2 separate regions of the Homo sapiens genome follow, and region 1 is linked to region 2. Evidence: chromatin contacts called from ENCODE Hi-C or POLR2A ChIA-PET data. All regions are on one chromosome and are shown on one strand. The core of a region is the stretch at or near the end of the contact, and the rest is flanking DNA. Distances in the headings are between cores, read along the strand shown.

Region 1 (2,700 bases), core at 128-2,627, 67 kb after region 2:
TTACTTCTGTACACCTTATGAACAGAAACAGTGATGGTCTTTGTTCTAGATAATATTTTCAAGGATATTTTTATAACAGTCTTGGAAGATAGATATGGTCTTTTGTACTGTTTATAGGGAAAAATGTGTTTCTCCAGGGCAAACGGCAGTTATGCCCATTGCACATTATAAAACAATTAGATTCCTTAAATTCAGTGTTCTTCTCCTGTAACAGAGCCGATGGCATGTGCAGGTGTCATCCACCCCCTTTTCATGTCACCTATGGTATTTGGGGCCTGAGGAACTCATATAAGAAAAATGATACATACTAGCTATTGCTATTTTGTAAGTAATAAACTGTCATTTGTCCCTGACCCAGGAGTCTCATGGTTCTGCCAGCATCCATGGCAGACAACCTGTTAGGTTGCCAATAGGGTAAAACCCAAGTTTTTGACATTTGAAATAGAGACAATAGAATGTGTTTAGAAGGAACAGAAACTTTAGAATCAGACCATTTCACATTCAAATTTGATCTCTGCCTCTATGTGATCATAGATAAGACTAAAAACTTTTCTAAGTCCCAATTTTCTCATCTGCAAAATGGAGGATAATGCCTAACTTTTGATATTTATGAGACTATTAACAGAAAGCACAAGTAACATGCTGACATTTTGCCTGGCACATACAAAAATATAATTAATGCCTATCTTTGTCTTTCCTTCTTTTTTTCTTCCCCAAATCTATGTTAGTAATTCTACTCAGGAATATCAATCAGCAGAAGATTAACTTGCAATTTATAAAAGCAATTATTTTGTATTAGTCTCTTTCTCACCTGACATGATGGTCAGCCAAGATCTGCAGCTGCACTGCCTGGCAGGTGAGACTGTAGCCTGGTCATCTAATCTGTTACGAGCTTTCTAATCATTAATGAATCAAGTCCAGAAATGCTCCTTTATAGTATTAATATCATTGGCAAAAGTGTCTGGAGAGAAATGATCAGGCAGCATCTTAGTAAAGCTACTCTGGCAAGTGGAAGATAGGAAGGAAGAATGTATTTGCTCTTTTCGTTTTCTTTTTTCTATTTTTTCCCACCTCTGCCTAGGGGTTTTCTTATCTTAGGTCTCTGACCTTACTCCAAAATTTATCTGAGACAAATTTCTCAGCAAAACTGTCTGAAGCAATTTTCGCTTTCTCTTCTGTCTCATCATTTTCAAAAGACCTGGATATGGTTCAAATGATTCTTCCATCTGTTTCTTCTAATTCCTTGACCTCAATCCTTTTCCTTAGAGTTATATCTCCCTTGAACACTCATTACTGCCTGGGAGCTGACTCAAGGTTGCTTCCCTCCCTCTGAGTTGGTGATGGTGCTGTGCCAGATTCTCCTGAGAGCAGGGAGCTTGTGTGAGTTCTGTTCTGATATTTTCCAGGCAACCATTTGTGACTCTGTCTGGTCTTAGTCCCAGAATTCCATGTGTTCACAGGCCAGTTTATGTGATTTGCCTTCTAGAACAAGGCTGGGGCATATTATGTTGAGAAAAAAGTGATAACAGAAAAAAAATGTATCAATAGGAAGATAGTCAATTATATAATATGCCCCTAATGCTAGATGTTTGTTGTTGTTTTCTCAGTCTATTGCTATTATAAAGAAAGTATTATAATGAATTCACATTTACATATATCATACTGTATACATGCATGTAAATTAGCAGAATAAATTCTCAGAAGTAGAGACTAATAAATCAACAGTGAAGGCATTTTTATTTTAATGGTCATTCTCAAGTTGCCTCCACAGGGTCTCACTATTTTACACCCAATAGCAACATATTAGAGAAGTTATTTTTTTTCACAAACTTGCCAATAGAGTTGTAAATTTTACGTTCTTGTCATGTATATTATAGGTTAAAAATTATATCTTGGTGTAGTTTTGGGTTTGTTATTCCTTTGTTCTGATCCCAAAATCAGATTTATTTTGAGAGACATTGACTATGCTTTCATATATTTAAGGGACATCTGTTTTTTTTTTTCTTTTAACTTATAAACATCAGGTTCATATTTGTCCATTTTTCTGTTGGGTGCCGGTTTTCTACTACTTAGTTTTAAGGAGCTTCCATATATTCTCTCTGTGATGTACATGATTTGAGAGTTTTGTAATTTGCTTTGGATTATAGTGTTTTAAATAATACAAAAGTTTTGTATGTCTTGTCTATATCTGTTGATGAAGTTGAATTTATAAAACTTTTAATGAATTCTGGATTTGAGGTCATAATTTGAAAGGCCTTCTCTCCTCCAGCACTATAAAGGTATGACCTTGTATTTTCTTCTAGTATTTATATGGTCTTGTTTTCTCCTTCAAACTTAATTACCACCTGTCCTGTTGTCTGTAACAATGTGACAGTCCTGTGCTGACTAAATTTGGGATCTCAGGGAGAAAAGAGTAAATACATAGTATAGAATAAAAATAATAAACATCTGAGTTCATGAATTTATTATTTTCAGTTTTTTCTTTGGTAAAATAAGGCTTCAACATGTTATGAAAATGAAGGATAATTTCTTGTTGAATTTTTGGATAATTTGTGAGAAAGTACAAATATTTTTGGAAGAGTAGATTATATGACTAGTGTCCTTGGTTTCTTCAAGACAGCCTTTTTTTTTTTTTTTTTTGGTGAAAGGCATAGCAGTCTACTTTCAGACAAGAAAAGACTAGAAAATATTAACCCCATC
Region 2 (2,700 bases), core at 148-2,647:
GAAAAGTGCCCAGAATTGAATGCCTTTCAGACAATAGAAAAAATTTTCTGATATTTGACAGTTTTATTTAATGGTTTTGGTGATAGTTTCAATGTTTTAAAATTTACCACCAATTTCTATTTTTTTGTCCTTACATAAAGATGTATAGAATATATTTATAGAAAACTTGGTGTTTAAATTTTAACACATGTAAGTTGAGATTTTATTAATTTAGAATATATTGTCTTTCATATAGCACTTAACAGGAAGCTTAATTTTGCAATTTGTGATTACAAGTTTGGTACACAAAATGAATGCCACAGGGTAGATTGACAAGAAAATATTCTAAAATAATTAAAATATAAAGATGCTTTTGGAGATCCTTGTGAACTTTGTAAGCATCAAGTACTTATATATAATTTATTTCCTAATTATAAACCATTTTCCTATTCACACAAATACATCTAAAAACCTATAATAGACCGTGTTAACCTTCCTTTAAGGTATAATTTTTTGATATATGTGAAAATTCTGACATTTCTCCTATTTGGATTAATCTTCCTCACTGAGCATCCCACTGATTAGTCTATCTAGAACCAAATTTGAAACTTACTTTGATGTTTTGTGAGGACGACTTGGCCCAGATGAAAACCAAAACTAAGAAACTGTCAATTTAGGTTTGTTTTTGTTCCCCCTGAGAAAATTTCTTTGACTATGACAGTGATAGTTTATATTGTCTGGTGTGCATTTTAATTGTCCTTATGTAACACCATACAGACCCTAGAGGACTCTATTTAGGCAGTATCAAGGCTTGAATCAGATCCTCCATTTGCCAGAACTTTGATTACCCTCTAATCCACATGAAGGCAGGATCTGATAAAATGGAATCTGTGTTCTTAAAATTCAAAACTTCATTCATATAAGGAGGGCCATAAACAACCAGAAGAGATATAGATTTATGTAGGGGATGAGCATTATGTAGGCCAGGGGTCCCCAACCCCTGGGTCATGGCTTGTTAGGAATTAGGGCTGCACAGTAGGATGTGAGCTGTGCTTGAGTGAGCAAAGCTTCATCTGTATTTATAGCCATTTCCCATTACTTGCATTGCTGCCCGAGCTCTTCCTTCTGCCAGATCAGTGGTGGCATTAGATTCTCATGGGAGTGTGAACCCTATTCTGAACTGTGCATGTGAGGGGTCTAGGTTGCCTGCTTCCTATGAGAATGTAATGCCTGATAATCTGTCATTGTCTCCCATCACCCCCACTTTGGGACTGTCTAGTTGTCTAGTTGCTGGAAAACAAGCTCAGGGCTTCTACTGATTCTATGTGATGATGAGTTGCATAATTATCTTATTATATATCACAGTGTAATAATAGAAATAAAGTGCATAACAAATGTAATGTGCTTGAGTCATTCTGAAACTATCCCCTGCCACACCCATCCATGTAAACATCCTCTTCCATGAAACTGGTCCCTGGTGCCAAAAAGGATAGGGACCTCTGACCTAGATTGTAATGTGGCCTCTAGACCCTAGGCAATGCTGGTCCTTAGATCAAGTGGCTTCCAGGTAAAAACCACCTTGTACTAGAATTCTTCACTGGAAGAGTTTCAGCTTATATATTTTTTCCCCTGCAGAGTTACCTTTTGCCTCTCCCATCTCCCTGACAACTATTTCAATTGCTTTTGGACATCCTGGTTAAAGTTTATATAACTCACTAATGCGAGTGCTGGTATGTTACAAAGTCTACCTAAAACAAACAAACTCAACAGATAAATTATAGGTGAATGAAGGAATACTTGTTGTATTTGTAAAAAGGTTTCACTACAGGATTTCTCTAAATATTTCTCTAAGGCAATTGGAATAATTCAATTAACTTAAAAAGACTTTCAGAAGGATATCCATAGTTAGTTGTAGTTAATTCTTTTCATGTTGATATTAGCACAGTGGTGATATTTTGAAATACCATTAAAACTAAGTGAGAGCTTTCCAAGTCCTCTCAATGTTTATAATTTGTCAGAATTAGATATTTCATGCAATTACTCAAAATTGTTCATGAGTATCTACCAAAAAACAGTGACAGAATACAAAACAATATGCCAACATTAACTAACATTTTTGTAGTATTTTATGTATTATTTTCACATGCAATAACTTGACCTCTTAGAAATATATATTTATATATATTTATATATGTATATATATTTTTATATATAGTATAAATATATATTTATACATATTTATATACATATATAAATATATATTTATACTATATATAAATATACATATATTTTTATATATATATAAATATACATGTATACATGTATATACATGTATATTTATATATATATAAATATACATGTACATTTATATGCATATAAATATACATATACATGTATATGTATATAAATATACATATACATGTATATGTATATAAATATACATATACATGTATATGTATATAAATATACATATACATGTATATGTATATAAATATACATATACATGTATATGTATATAAATATATACATAAATATACGTATATATTTATATATATAGAGAGATATATAGAGATAGATAGATTAGAATATTTTTGGTAGAAGTGGGTTTTCGCCATGTTGGCCAGGCTGGATTTGAATTCCTGTGCTCCAGCAATTCATCCGCCTAAGCCTCCCAAAGTGCTAGGATGACAGGTGTGAACCACTGCACCCAGCTGATTTCAG

What was found. Hi-C counts contacts between places; a loop is a spot of excess contacts on that map. ChIA-PET counts read pairs that join two places held with the same protein, here RNA polymerase II (POLR2A). Pooled maps may share reads with other maps.
Region 1: a map of posterior cingulate gyrus shows a loop between it and region 2 (4-fold over the local background). The contact joins the promoter of LINC02424 here to the enhancer-like site in region 2. A Hi-C loop is called at or near these places in 1 of 168 maps with a recorded cell type or tissue (posterior cingulate gyrus) and 1 of 50 pooled maps. POLR2A ChIA-PET finds 5 or more read pairs at or near these places in 2 of 52 experiments (H1 and OCI-LY7).

What each region holds. Positions count from the first base shown.
Region 1 is chr12:78,358,369-78,361,068 of GRCh38, forward strand. LINC02424 (long intergenic non-protein coding RNA 2424) reads right to left here and starts at 1,378. Exons shown (of 2, transcript NR_135021.1): 1 at 812-1,378.
Region 2 is chr12:78,291,799-78,294,498 of GRCh38, forward strand. No RefSeq gene overlaps it. Among named protein-coding and RNA genes, the nearest start is that of LINC02424, 67 kb to the right of the region's middle. Within about 2 kb of position 1,398, at least 4 of the 41 ENCODE cell types and tissues checked have a DNase peak (open chromatin) inside an H3K27ac peak, as active enhancers do.